Regions from separate parts of the Homo sapiens genome. Here region 2 is linked to region 1. The links are chromatin contacts, found by Hi-C or POLR2A ChIA-PET in ENCODE. All regions are on one chromosome and are shown on one strand. The core of a region is the stretch at or near the end of the contact, and the rest is flanking DNA. Distances in the headings are between cores, read along the strand shown. Region 1 overlaps CLASP1 (cytoplasmic linker associated protein 1). Region 2 overlaps NIFK-AS1 (NIFK antisense RNA 1).

What was found. Hi-C counts contacts between places; a loop is a spot of excess contacts on that map. ChIA-PET counts read pairs that join two places held with the same protein, here RNA polymerase II (POLR2A). Pooled maps may share reads with other maps.
Region 2: a pooled map shows a loop between it and region 1 (2.5-fold over the local background). The contact joins two enhancer-like sites. A Hi-C loop is called at or near these places in 3 of 50 pooled maps. POLR2A ChIA-PET finds 5 or more read pairs at or near these places in 10 of 52 experiments (GM10248, GM12878, H1 and 7 more).

What each region holds. Positions count from the first base shown.
Region 1 is chr2:121,559,051-121,566,786 of GRCh38, forward strand. All of the region lies in intron 2 of CLASP1 (cytoplasmic linker associated protein 1), which reads right to left. Among named protein-coding and RNA genes, the nearest start is that of RNU4ATAC, 32 kb to the left of the region's middle. Within about 2 kb of position 2,966, at least 4 of the 41 ENCODE cell types and tissues checked have a DNase peak (open chromatin) inside an H3K27ac peak, as active enhancers do.
Region 2 is chr2:121,718,614-121,726,349 of GRCh38, forward strand. All of the region lies in intron 3 of NIFK-AS1 (NIFK antisense RNA 1), which reads left to right. Among named protein-coding and RNA genes, the nearest start is that of NIFK, 14 kb to the right of the region's middle. Within about 2 kb of position 4,043, at least 8 of the 41 ENCODE cell types and tissues checked have a DNase peak (open chromatin) inside an H3K27ac peak, as active enhancers do.

The DNA of each region.
Region 1 (7,736 bases), core at 1,716-4,215:
AACTTTTAGAGCCACGGCACTGTGATGGAGGGAAAGAAGGTGTGGACCACACCTCATGAGATGTGCAAACAACATGGCTCATGACAAACCCAGCAGAATGCTCAATCTTTAGAAACCCAAGATGGCTACAGCAATACAGACCATGACAATTTTTGGTAAGGACATGGAGAAACTGAAATCCTCAAACATTATTGGTGGGATTATAAAATAATGTAGCCACTCTGGAAAACAATCTAGCAGTTCCCCAAAATGTTTAACATAAAATTACCATATGTCTCATACATTCAGCTCCTAGGTATATACCCAAGAGATTTAAAAATCTACATCCACACAAAAACATGAATATTCATAACAGTATTATTCATAATAGTCAAAAAGTGAAAACAACATAATATCCAACAACTGACAAAATGTGGTATACCTACATAATGGAATATTATTTGGCAATAAAAAGAAATTAAGTACTGAATTCATGCTACAACGTGGGTAAACCTTGAAAACATTATGATACAAATGGAAGAAGTCAGATACCAAAGACCACATATCGCATGATTCTAGTTTATGAAATATCTGGAATAGAGACAGAAAAAAAAAATCCAAAGACAGCAAGTTGATTAGTTGGTTGCCAGAAGCTTTGGACAGAGAGGATGGGGAGTAACTGCTGATGGGTATAGAGTTCCCTTTTAATACAATGAAAATCTTCAAACACTAGACAGTGGTGATGAGCATACAACTCTGAATATACAAAAAAACCACTTAATTGTAAACTATAAAATGGTGAATTTTATAACTCATGATATATAAATTATATTTTAGTACCTTAATAATTATCATCATCATCATTATCATCATCATCATTACAATGGCTAATGAAATGTGGTATCCTGGACTGGATCCAAGAAAAGAAAAAAGACATTAGTGGAAACACTGATGAAATCCAAATAAAACCTGTAGTTTGATTAATAGTGTTGTACCAAGTCCCTTGTATTTCTTAAGTTTTGATAAATGTACCATGGCACTGTAAGAAGCTCACACTAAGGGAAGCTGGGTGAAATGTACATGGGAACTCTTAAATCACTTCAAAGTAAAAAAAAAAAATTTAATGATAATGAAAAAACTTAACATACTATACTTGAATACTACAGAATACAGTGCAGCTACAGGAAAGAATAATTTAGACCTACATGTATATTTAACATGGGAAGATGTCTGTGTTATGAAGTTTTTAAAAACAGCAAGCTGCAGAACAGTATGCAGAATAGTATGACTGCATTTCCTTAAAAACTTACATGCAATGTTTGTGAGCAATGTGTTTGTATGCTGGGGAATAGGATTTTCACCTTGGGCTTCACATGTGTGTATTAAGGAATTTTCACAACAGATACACATAAATTCGAAATTTAAGAAAGCCACAATTAAAACAATTTTTAACATTTTAAGTTTTAAACACACATATCCCCTCAGAAGCTGCCTGCCAGGAAGGAATGGAAGACAGTCTTCTGTCTAGGTTTTCTCTGCAAAGTGGAGAATGAATCCACATCCAAGAACATCCCTCTGCTCCACGGTTATTTCCACCTCTAGGAATAAGGGGTATCACATCAGTACCAGGCATTTCAAGAACAGCAAGTTACTGACAATCCTTGAAGTTAAATGCTGGGTGCATGGATTCATTAAAACATTCTCTCTACTTTTGTGTACGTTTCACAATTTTCTTTTTGTTTTCGCCCAAGCTAGAGTGCAGTGGCGCGATCTCAGCTCACCACAACCTCTGCCTCCCAGGTTCAAGCAATTCTCCTGCATCAGCCTCCCAAGTAGCCAGGATTACAGGAGCCTGCCACCACAACTGGCTAATTTTTGTTTTTTTTGTTTGTTTGTTTTTTGTGTTTTGAGACGGAGCCCAGGCTGGAGTGCAATGGCACGATCCTGGCTCACTGCAACCTCTGCCTCCTGGGTTCAAGTGATTTTCCTGCCTCAGCCTCCCGAGTAGCTGGGATTACAGGCATGGGCCACCATGCCCAGCTAATTTTTGTATTTTTAGCAGAGACAGGGTTTTGCCATGTTGGCCAGGTTGGTCTCGAACTCCTGGCCTCAGGTGATCCAACCACCTCGGCCTCCCAAAGTGCTGGGATTACAGGCATGAGCCACCACACGCAGCCCAATGTTTTGCAATTTTCATAATACAAAGTTGAAAAAGTAATAATAAAGGTATACTATAGGTTTGATCTTTAGAAACTATATCTCCTTAACTACCTGGGAACCAGGATTAAGACTCATGACTATTATTCTAGGCAAAGAATTACTACTGTAAAATCTATCTTAAAGCTTTCTTTTCTCTTACCTTAAATACTGCAGTGACTAAAAAAGAGTAGCTTGCAGTGCACTGATCTCATACGATCACTATTAGAAAAACTAGAGACAAAATGGAACAATAAGACAAATATTTAGATCAAAAGTATCCAATCTTTTGGTTTCCCTAGGCCCCACTGGAAGAAGAAATGTCTTGGGCCACACATAAAATACACTAACACTAATGACAGCTGATGAGCTTAAAAAAAAATTGCAAAAAAATTTCATAATGTTTTAACAAAGTTTGTGAATTTGTGTAGGACCACATTCAAAACTGTCCTGGGCTTCTGAGCCAGGGGTTGGAAACCTTGATTTAGATGGAGATAAGGGCAAGTGAGTCAGGCCTTCTGAAATACTGGGCTCTCTAAATAAAGGATGGTGCAAGTATTTAAAGGGGAAAGGAAATGCCAAAGTTAGAGTTGATACACTCACTATTCTCCCTTGAAGAAAATCATCAGTTTCCTACCTTTGAGTGGCTTATCTACAAGGGTTATTACATGTCTGCAGGCATCAGGATTGCAAAAATCAGAGGTAAAGCTGTTTTCATTAGGGAATCTGGCAATTTACAAGAAAGGGGCTCAAAACTACATTATGTTAGGGCTTAATGTTAGACAAGTATTCTTTGTCTTCTGTGGTTTTTCTTGAGATGAAATGTTTTACTTCTGACTGTGGGACTAATGTGTTCCTACAGGTTGCAACATAAAACGGATTTCTCACTATGAACCTTAGAGAAACAGCTTGACAATCTTTGTCCTGGACAGCAAGTCTTCTTAGAGCTGGGGCCAAGTGACTTCTCCTTGACTCCTCTGAGCAAAGCCCAGCGCCAGCCACAGCACAGGAACCTGGGCAGGCAGTCCACCCTCAGGGCCTGCCTGTGACCACTGCTAACCTGTGCGGAACAAACATGTGCTGAAGGATTTGAGTTCTTCAGAGGACTTGGGGAACTGACTTATAGAAAATGCTCAGCACGTGGCCTAGCACAAGGCATTCTTTAAATCTGAGTCTCCTCCCCATTCCATCTCTCATCCCTTTTCCTGAATTCTGTCTTTACTGATTTATCTAGTCATCCAGCAAAGAACAAATCACTCCAAAGCCATGACAGGCTACAACACAACTAGTTACTCCAACACTGAGAGTCCTATGACTCCCTCCATAAAATCAACTGAGTAGAATACTGAACAGCTCTTCTGAACATTTTCAGACAAATCTCTATTCTAGAAACCTTTCCACTGGGGAACTACCTCAAACTCTTCAATTATTTACTAGGAGATCAAACATAAGCACAGAAGCACAACAGGCAAATTTCACTTAAGCTTGGCTTTTGTCCTCTGGGGTTTTATTATTGTTCAGGTTTTGTCTTTCAATGATGTGGCCTGGTACAGAGAACCCTCTCCTGCTTTCGATTTTATTCTTTCAGAATCTGGAAAGGAGGTCAGCTGTCCTTTCCAGGCTTCAGTTCCTCCATCTGTAAAATGAAGTTGTTCTAAATTATTTTTCATGTCTCTTCTAAATTTAAAATGTTATATGCACACATCTTTTTGAGTCCCAATGACAGTCCCAACACAGGCCAAGCTAATCACGTGACTGACACTTCCCCAGAGGCACTTGGCTGAGGCTCCTGGGGTTGGGGATGGGCAATGTACCTGCCCCATCTGGTGTCACACTCCTAAGGTGTGCCCTCCCTCCCAACTGACCCCTTTCAAATCAAGTACAAGGCATCTCTTCTCAACTGGAGGCTTCCCCCAATGCCAAGTAGCCTTCACTTCTCTCTCCCTTCTCTGACCTCTAACCACAACACTCAAGGATAACATAAGTGGGCACTTGATTTTTCTCCACTTTTTTCATAGGATAGTTTATATTATGCTGAACAGGCTGTCAAGAAACGACCGCCTGATGATTTGTTGAAAGAGTCTACATCACATTGAAAAAGGAGATGTATAAAGCAACAAGACTTTGTCAAAGGCCAGTAGCACTTTTAAAGAGGAGGCAGAAAGAATCAGCAGAAACCTCATGTCTGGATTGAGCATCACCTCTTCCATTCCAGAATTTCACTCATGCTTTCAAACATACCATGCTTTTAGCCAAAAAATGAAAAATTAACATGCCGACACACTTAATGAATTCTCTTATTAAAAAATATGCTAACTTGTTCTAGCATAGAAAGCTTAGAGGTAGGATATGGAAATCAAAAATAAATTTGCTGCTTTAATTTCTTTTAACTTCCAACTTTTTGTAAAACAAAAAGGCCCTGAGAACTTGGAACAAATTCTCAGCTCTGGGGAAATTAGCTTCTTTTATATTACCTCCCACTCTTATCTAATCCTGATTTCAAATTTCAAAAGTAAGCAAAACCAAATTTGGGAGAAATAAACAAAAAAGAATGAGCAAGGGGTGAAAATGAAAGTTCATTGTATTCATTTGTTTTCATGCTGCTGATAAAGACATATCCAAGACTGGGCAATTTACAAAAGAAAGAGGTTTATTGGACTTACAGTTCCACATGGCTGGAGAGGCCTCACAATCATGGGGGAAGGCAAGGAGGAGCAAGTCATGTCTTACGTGGATGGCAACAGGCAAAGAGAGAGCTTGTGCAGGGAAACTCCCATTTTTAAAACCATCAGATCTTGTGAGACCTATTCACTATCACAAGAACAGCATGGGAAAGACCTGTCCCCATGATTCAATCATCTCCCACTAGGTCCCACTTGCAATGTGTGGGAATTATGAGATAAGATTTGGGTGGGAATACAAAGCCAAACCACATCATTCATGAGGTAATTATTCCAAATGAGGAATTCACTGATTAGCTAAAGGCAATGAGGAAAAACAAAAAAAGGTGGCGGCGGGGTAGGGAGCTAACATTTATCCATTCTTCTATAAATGTTCCATGTACGAACCATGTTTTAGGAATCTATTCTTTCTGAGACCCTGTCACTTAACCTCTCTGGCCCAGCACTGGACAATCTCATATCATGACTAAAATGGTTTGAGTTCTATAATTAAGGACTTCACCCTAACTTAGAACCACTGAAGAAGAATTATCAAAGATTTTAGTCAGAAAGGGCCTTGGTCATCACCCTGTATTGATTTACCCTGTTTTAGTGACAGATTTATCACCTGTACTCACATCCAAGTCCAAGGGGCTCTAAAGCCCAGCTCTCTCTATGGTACGATATTTTATTCCCAGGGGTGGAGAGAATTAGGAATCCAAGTCCAAAGCTATACCAGTTAAACACGGGAAACCAAGCACACATTTTCATCAACTTTTGCTCCTGACAGCCCATCAGAATGACAGAAGTACAGATTATCACCGAAACAACTCAGAGAAGTGAGGCATTGGTAGAACACAAGCAGCCATCAGCAAATAAATTTTTCCCCAAACACAATTTGAGAAGAAGAAAAGAGAGGGAAAGCCACAACCCAGAATATGCTCCAAAGGGGCTGCAGTTGGCATGAAAGCTTATCCTCCTGGTCCCTAAATAAGTTCTGGGTTCCTGTGGCAGCTATGGGGCAAGAAGCACTGGGACACTGGGATAAGCAGGAGAATGCAGGTGGACAAGGGGACTGCCACTGTCAGAGAAAAGAAGTTGTATACACAGGTGGGGAAAGACGAGGAGGAGGCCTATCAACAGGCCAGGCTGGGGCCCCTGCACAGAGGCTCAATTCTGTGATGAGATGAAAGTTCACATATTTGCCTCCCACCACTAGACTATGAATAAGGTAACCACATAATTTATCATCTGAAGTCAGGAACTTTGAGATTCAAAGGGCGTACTCTTATACCAGGACAAGAGGCATGAACAGGGAATGTCCCAGGCTACGTGGATATAGGGTCTCCCTAGGCATGAGTTCCTCAGGGCAGGAACTAGGTCTCATTCTGCTCTGTATTCACAAGACCAAGGAGGGTCTCAGTAAACATGCAGAATAACTCATGTGACTACTTTCTCCAGTAAATCAAATTTGCCAAAAGCAATCGGTATAGTATTTCTACCAGGGCTGCCTTGTTGCACAAGTCCAGGAGGCACTATCACAGCCCCATGCAGCAGCTGTGTTCACATAAAAGGAGATGCACTTTTTTTAAGAAATTTGTTTTTAAACCCTCTCTAAATGAGCTTTGAAATGAACTTCCTCCACATCCACAGCCAACCAAAGCTCTGCCCTGAAGCCACTTTCCCACTGAACTTGCTGTGACCTTCCATGCTCATCCCTCCCTTGGCAGGGACAGGCTGTCAGAGCCCTGAGAGCTGCAGAGACAGCTGATGCCCCATACTGTGAGCCCAGAGCCTTTTTTCACTAGGCCGCTCCAATTCTGGCATTATCTGACTTAGCAACTCAAATCAAAGATCATCAGGCATGATCAGCAGATCTGCATGCTCAAGTCTAGATGCTGACAGCAATACTGACAGTCAGAACACACATTAAGAGCAGAACGGCCCTAAAACTTGTTCTAAGTCCTTTCCCTGTTTGCATCAGTTTGCTGTAGTTATCCACAGGTAAGGTACTAAAACAAGGGCCCTAGGATTTATCTCTTTTCCGAAGAGAAAACACCCAAAAAGCACAAGTGAACTTTCTTGCAGGGTTGTTTCAGGGACGGCCAGAAACAAGCACACAGCAGGAGCTAGCACTGGGCTCTGAGACTGACAGCTGTGAGTCCTATTAATGGACCTCCAGCACCCTTCTCACATTTCACTGCTTTAATCCAAGCTACCAAACAATTCTAATGAGACCAGCCTATAAACTATTCAGGTGCCTCTGAAGCAATCATCTCAAAGTCCTCCCACAAGAGGGGGTAGATGTGTGGGTGCAAAAAGAGAAATGGGGACGAAAGCAGTGGGACCACAGGCCAGACCTCAAGGTGCCTTGCATTTCTTGGACCCCGTTATCAGATCACATGCTAGGTGTATAATGTGAATTCCCATGTTTATAAATCCTGTAATTACTTTGCAAACTGTATTGCTCTGTAATGTGTTCTGTGCTGCACCATATTTTGTGTTAAAAGTAATAGTCTGTAAAACGTAAGCAATAAGTGGAAACAACTTGGTCCTCTCTTGTTTTTCTTGAAAGACTGGGTTTTCAAGTAGAACTATAGCAGAGAACTAAAGAAATATTGTTTATAAGCAAAATGCCCAAGATGTCTGCAAACAGGACTTCCTTAGGTGAGCGAGATTCAAAGCTCCAAAACAGTAAGCATTGTAGACAAACTATAATCATTTTATTGAGGATTTACTGTGTGCAAAGCACAAGCTCATGTCTTAAATTACTTTCAGATGCCACTAGTAATTTTGATAATAACTACCTACCAATGCCAAATGCTCAAACTAGTACCCAACTAGTTCCCCTAACATTCCAGTAATCCATCCTCAATCTCATTACCTCTTACCCACTGGACT
Region 2 (7,736 bases), core at 2,793-5,292, 160 kb after region 1:
CTACTCGGGAGGCTGAGGTAGGAGAGTTACTTGAGCCCAGGAGATGGAGGTTGCAGTGAGCCGAGATTGCGCTACTGCACTCCAGCCTGGGCAACAGAGCAAGACTCCATCTCAAAAAAAAAAAAGTTAACACTAGGGTATAAACCCCTTTAATAATTTTGGATTTTTGCCAATCTCTTTAAGTGCAATGAGTTAACTGTAGATTTTCTCTGCCTGCTTCAACCTTCTCAGAAGCTGGGACCTCAGGTTCATGCCACCGTGCCAGGCTGACTGTAAATTTCAAGTGCCTGGGATCTATTGCCACCTAGCGTTATATTGCTCTGAGTTATTTCAAGGCTGAGCATTTAAGAATAGAAATCTTGTTAGCCTTCTTCATTCCATGTGTGTCCCAGTGCCCCATTTCTGCTCCCAATTCATAAAGTCACTAGGTCCCTCTACCAATAACTTGGAGAAGAAAAACAAAACAGCAAAAAAGGAAAGTCAGCCAGGCGCGGTGGCTCACGCCTGTAATCCCAGCACTTTGGGAGGCTGAGGTGGGTGGATCACTCGAGGTCAGGAGTTTGAAACCATCCTGGCTAACATGGTGAAGCCCTGTCTCTATTAAAAATACAAAAGTTAGCCAAGTGTGGGGGCAGGCGCCTGTAATCCCAGCGACTCGGGAGGCTGAGGCAGGAGAATCGCTTGAACCAGGGAGGTGAGGGTTGCAGTGAGCTGAGATCACACTACTGCACTCCAGCCTAGGCATCACAGCGAGACTGTCTCAAAAAAAACAACAACAACAAAGGAAAGTCACTAGGTCTTGTCTTTTACTTCTCCCTGTTTTTTGTTTGTTTATTTTTAGAGAGGGGGGTCTTGCTCTCTTACCCAGATTGGAGTGCAGTGGTCCCCTCCAGTGCTCACTGGTGTCTCAAACTCCTGGGCTCACGCAATCCTTCCATCTCATCTCAGCCTCCCAAAGTGCTGGGATGACAGGCGTGAAGCATTGACCCCAGCCCTTTTCCTTTCCATGGCCACGAATAATCTAGCATTTATGCTAATCTCACTGAAAGTAAACTTTAAGAACTTGAGTCAGTTCAACTGGGTCACCATAGACAATCTGTGGGCAAGCTACCTAAGCTCCCTGGGCTTCAGTTTACTCATCTGCAACATTACATATGCAAACATGTAATAAACATTAATTATTATTGCATACTTCATGTTATGCCTGAGTCCTTTTTTTATTTTTATTTTTTGAGATGGAGTTTCGCCCTGTCACCCAGGCTGGAGTGCAGTGGCGCGATCTTGGCTCACTGCAACCTCTGCCTCCCAGGTTCAAGCAATTCTCCTGCCTCAGCCTCCCAAGTAGATGGGATTACAGGCACCCACCACCACGCGTGGCTAATTTTTTTGTATTTTTAGCAGACAAGGGGTTTCCCCCATGCTGGCCAGGCTGGTCTTGAACTCCTGACCTCATGATCCGCCTGCCTCAGCCTCCCAAAGTGCTGGGATTACAGGTATGAGCCCCTGTGCCCGGCCGCCTGAGTCCTTAAATGGAGTACAAGCGTTGAAAAGTCATTATTACTTCCTATTTTATGGTCAAAAGGCAGAAATTAGGTTTCTCTATGACAATTCAGGCTGATTGTTTTAAGAGATTTTTCTTTTTTTTGGGTCAGTCTTGCTCTGTCACCCAGGCTGGAGTACAGTGGCATGATCTCAGCTTACTGCAACCTTGGCTTCCCAGGTTCAAGTGATTCTCCTGCCTCAGCCTCCTGAGTAGCTGGGATTACAGGCATGTGCCACCACGCCTGGCTGATTTTTTTTTTTTTTTTTGACACAGAATTTCACTCCAGTTGCCCAGGCTGGAGTGTGGTGGCATGATCTTGGCTCACTGCAACCTCTGCCTCCCGGGTTCCAGCGATTCTCCTGCCTCAGCCTCCTGAGTAGCTGGGATTACAGGTGCCCACCACCACAGCCAGCTAATCTTTGTACTTTTAGTAGAGATGTGGTTTCTCCATGTTGGTCAGACTGGTCTCGAACTCCCGACCTCAGGTGATCTGCCCACCTCTGCCTCCCAAAGTGCTGGGATTACAGGTGTGAGCCACTGTGCTCACCTGAGAGGTCTATTTTGGATAAAAAGTCTTTTGCACATATTTTCACTCAATCTAGTTTATCTTTTCATTCTCTTAAGTGTCTTTCACCAAGAATTTTTTTTTTGCCCTGAGATAGAGTCTTGCTCTGTCACCCAGGCTGAAGTGCAGTGGCAAGATCTCAGCTCACAGCAACCTCTGCCTTCTGGGTTCAAGCAATTCTCCTGCCTCAGCCTCCTGAGTAGCTGGGATTACAGGCGTGCACAACCACATCCAGCTAATTTTTGTATTTTTAGTAGAGGTGGGGTTCCATCATGTTGGCCAGGCTGGTCTTGAACTCCTGACCTCAGGTGTTCCACCTGTGTTGTTGGCCTCCCAAAGTGCTGGGATTATAGGAGTGAGCTACCATGCCCGGCCACATTTTTGTTTTTGTTTGTTTGTTTTTTTTGAGACAGTGTTTCGCTCTTGTTGCCTAGGCCGGAGTGCAGTGGTGCGATCTTGGCTCACCACAACCTCCACCTCCTGGGTTCAAGCGATTCTCCTGCCCTAGCCTCCTGAGTAGCTGGGATTACAGGCATGTACCACCACACCTGGCTAATTTTATATTTTTAGTAGAGACAGGGTTTCTCCATGTTGATCAGGCTGGTCTTGAACTCCCGACCTCAGGTGATCCGCCTACCTCGGCCTCCCAAAATGCTGGGATTACAGGTGTGAGCCACTGGGCGCCTGGCGTTTTTTTTGTTTTTAACTGGGCAGCCCTGAACCAGAATAGGTTCAGAAAGACTCCTCACCAAGCAAGTTTTAAATTTTGATTAAGTCCAATTTATCAACTTTTCCTTTTTATAGATCATGCTTTTGGTTTCATGTTTAACTCTTTGCCTAAACACAGGTCATGAAGATTTTTCTGTTTTCTTCTAAAAAGTTTTTTAGTTTTATGTTTTACATTTAGGTCTGTGATACATTTTGAGTTCATTTTTGTAGAAGGTGTGAAGCTAGTGTTTCCAATCAACATTGCTTGCGATGTTCACCATATATATATATATATATATATATATATATATATATATATGGAGACGGAGTCTCGCTCTGTCACCCAGGCTGTAATGTAATGGCTCTATCTCGGCTCACTGCAACCTCCGCCTCCCAGGTTCAAGTGATTCTCCTGCCTCAGCCTCCCTAGTAGCTGGGATTACAGGCGCCTGCCACCATGCCCAGCTAATTTTTGTATTTTTAGTAGAGACAAGGTTCACCATGTTGGCCAGGCTGGTCTTGAATGCCTGACCTCAGGTGATCCACCCCTCGGCCTTCCAAAGTGCTGGGATTACAGGCGTGAGCCACCGCCCCTGGCCAAGTATGATTTCAATTGAGTATATTCCTCACTTGAAAATCATTTGTAGAATTCTATTACCTTTCTGTCGTGGTATGTGTTAGCATGTTATTACACTGCCGTTAGTCATCTTCTGTTGAAAGATGGGTGGAAGCTTTATAGTCCCTCAGTTAACGTAGATTTCGAAATATGGAAATTTCCTTTGCACTTTTACTGAAGTTTGAAAACACTATTGGAAGCACAGTTTGAGGTTGGAAAATACATCTGCTATAAATATTGTGTGGGAATGCAGATCTCACGGCTTTTAACTCTCCACAGCACAGGAAGTATATAAAATAGCTTGATATTACTCGTGATTCAAATGTTGTCATCAAAATGACTTTTCAGCCTTGTAAGTTTTGAATGTAAGTGGCTTTGCCTTTTAATTCTAAATTGAACTCATTGACTTAAATTCATGAAGAAACAGCAAGTTTGCAGCAAAATCTACTTTCTGAACCTGTTCAGTATTTGATGATAATAGTTAACAGAATGTTCTCACTCACAAATTTTAAATCTTGGCCCTGAACTCAGAAAGTCTAGGTAAATCTTTATCACTGCTAAGCCTTCAAACTGCTGTGTGGTAGGCAGGGTGAGTCAGGATGTTCTGTTTCTATTTCTGTCAATCCACGGAACTGCTGATGATGGCCAAGTCCATGGGAACAAATGAAGTGCACTGGTGACTACTGCTTCAATGACACGATAGGTTCATGTATTTTCTGAAAAGCACCTGCTGGTAATTCATGCAATGACTAGCCTTCAAATACCCTGTATTTTCACAAATGGGAAATTTGTTCGACTAAGCCCTTTTCTACTATCTACGTATTTTTGCCGCTATCAGTTGTGGCCCAACTTGGCAAATCCCACTTCAGGTTATAATAAATCTTTCAACTTTGAAAACATTTTTGCTTACAGCTGCTCCACAGACTATTCAGAGGCTAATTGTTCAGTCACTTCCAGGGTGACTTCTAAGGTCCAATTTTCCTGGAACTGAGGAGGTTCCCAGAAAGTGAGACTTTCAGTGTTCAAGCCAGAAAGGTTCTGGGCAAACTGAAATAAACTGATCGCCCTAACACTTCCAACTCGGCAATGACTCTTCGAATGATCAACTAAGCAGTATTGGTAACACCTGTTAGCCCCTCAGGAGCCAAGGAAAACGTTCAAAATCATTTGTCTTGTTTTTAAACTATTGATGTTGCTTCCTCAAGCAACTGTTTTCACCAAAAGGCCAACAGTTCTAAGTTTATTTTGGTGGCTCATGCCTGTAATCCCAACACTTTGGGATGAGGAGGGAAGACGGCTTAAGATCAGGAGTTCAAGACCAGCCCAGGCAATAAAGTGAGACGTCTCTACCAAAAATAGTTAATTGGGCATCATGGCGTGTGCCTGTGGTCCCAGCTACTTGGGAAACTGAGCGGGGAGGTTCACTTGAGCCTGGCAGGCAGAGGCTATAGCGAGTCATGATCATGCCACTGCACTCCAGCCTGGGCCACAGAGTGAGATCCTGTCTCTAACAACAACAACAACAACAACATCAACAAGTTTATTTTCTCTGGCCACATTTCTTCTGCTGTTGGAATCAAACACAATTATCTCATCATTGCTAAATGGCTTTCCTTGCTTGGCTAACAAGCCACTTGGAAACTTACTTTAGTTACAGCCTCATTTTCCTGTCAAGAAATTGGGTGCTGACACTCCATTTTATTTTAATTTTTTTGAGATGGAGTTTCGCTCGTTGCCCAGGCTGGAGTGCAATGGCACGGTCTCAGCTCACTGCAATCTCTGCCTCCCAGGTTCAAGTGATTCTTCTGCCTCAGCCTCCCGAGTAGCTGGGATTACAGGCGCCTGCCACCACGCCCGGCTAATTTTTTGTATTTTTCTTTTTTTGAGATGGAGTTTGTTCTTGGTGCCCAGGCTGCAGTGCAGTGGTGATCTCGGCTCACTGCAACCTCCACCTCCCGGGTTCAAGCGATTCTCCTGCCTCAGCCTCCTGAGTAGCTGCAATTACAGGTGCCGGCCACCAAGCCTGGCTAATTTTTTGTATTTTTGGTGTTTATTTTTTTTGAGATGGAGTCTCACTCTGTTTCCCAAGCTTGAGTGCAGTGGCACGATCTCGGATCACTGCAACGTCTGCCTCCGGGGTTCAAACAATTCTCCTGCCTCAGCCTCCTGAGTAGCTGGGACTACAGGCGCCCGCCACCACACCCGGCTAATTTTTTGTATTTTTAGTAGAGACGGGGATTTCACCATGTTAGCCAGGATAGTCTTGATCTCTTGACCTCGTGATCTGCCTGCCTCAGCCTCCCAAAGTGCTAGGATTACAGGCGTGAGTCACTGTGCCCAGCCCAGTTTCTTGTATTTTTAGTAGAGATGAGGTTTCACCATGTTGGCTAGGCTAGTCTCGAACTCCTGACCTCAGGTGATATGCCTGCCTTGGCCTCCCAAAGTACTGGGATTAACAGGTGTGGGCCACCGCACCCAGCTGATACTCCATTTTAAACATCTAACTCTTCTGATGCTTTCTTATGAGTTGGGACTACTCCAACGATGAAATGCACAATCTGTAGTGCATCCAGCAGCAGCGCTAAGCAGAGGACCACATATGGTCTGTTACAACTGAGTTCCTATAGCAGAAAAGTAGCCGCAGACAGCATATACACATAAGTGTGGCTGCACTCCAGTAAGTCTTTATTTACATACACTGAAATGTGAATTCTCTATCATTTTCATGTGCTGTACTTTCTCCCCAACCACTTCAAGAAATAGGCTTTGCTGCATTAAAGTGAGATTTTAGAATTCATATTAGCAGTCTCATACCACAATCAGCCAGGGCTACAATTTCCAGTCACAGTGACCAGTTGCCTTGGCTTTGGCCACACTGTATTCCAAACGATAGTAATGGAAAAACCCGTTCTGAACTTGTGTCAACTTCATTCATTCGCCATTCAAAGGCCATTTCTGTGGCATCTATTCACTCGACACTCCATCTTATGGCCAATACACAGCTTGTGAAATGTCGGACTCCAACCAAAACTTGTCTGTGGACTAATTCTTTTTTTCCTTTATAGCTTTTTGTCTGATTATATATAATAGCAACAAAAACCTCATTAATTTTTAAAAATTAAGAAAGCGAAAAATGGCTGGCCTGGTGGCTCATGCTAGTAATCCCAGCACTTTAGGAGGCTGAGGCAAGAGGATCGTTTGACCCCAGGAATTCAAGAACACTGTGGGCAACATAGCAAGACCCGTTTCAATGAAAAAAACAAAAAAGAAACAGGGAAAAACCTAATTAGATAACTGAATTAATTTTGATATATACTTTTCCATTAAAAAAAAGTTTTTTTTACAAAAAATGTCTATAGCTGGCTGGGGGTGGTGGCTCATGCCTGTAATCCCAGCACTTTGGGAGGCCGAGGCGGGTGGATCACTTGAGGTCAGGAGTTCGAGACCAGCCTGGCCAACATGGTGAAATCCTGTCTCTAATAATACAAAAATCAGTTGGGCGTGGTGGTGCATGCCTGTAATCCCAAGTACTCGGGAGACCGAGGCAGGAGAATCACTTGAACCAGGGAGGTAGAGCTTGCAGTGAGCAGAGATTGTGCAACTGCAGTCTAGCCTGGGTAACACTGAGTGAGACTCCGTCTCTAAACAAACAAATAAGGGGGGTGGCAGGTGGCTGTTCAGGAAGGGAGAAATACTCAGTTCATCTTGCCATGTACATGTATGTGTTTGAATGCACATGCCCCTTAAGATCAAACACAACAGACTTATGTCTTCACATGGAGAACCTTGTCTGACGCTTTCCCAGGGGAAACCAGATGTCCAGATCCACGAAGCTCAGAGATGGTTCAAATAGGGCATTATTTAACAAATACATACTAAATCTTCTATGTGCCAGGAACCATTCTAGAGATCTAATCTGCTTTTTGCATGTACTTAAAACCAACTCTATTTTGCATCAGAACACCTAGCCCTGTATCGTATTAAAGACTTAAGAAATGCTAGATGAAAGAATGCTTAGTGGCAATGAATTAAAAAAAAATCTTTTTTAAGAGAGTGATAATGAATTTTTTTTGGTTTGTTTTTTGAGACGGAGTTTCGCTCTTGTTGCCCAGCCTGGAGTGCAATGGTGCGATCTTGGCTCACTGCAACTTCCACCTCCTGGGTTCAACTAATTCTCCTGCCTCCACCTCCTGAGTAGCTGGGATTATAGGCATGCGCCACCACGGCCGGCTAATTTTGTATTTTTAGTAGAGACGGGGTTTCTCCATGTTGGTCAGGCCGGGATTACAGGCGTGAGACACCAC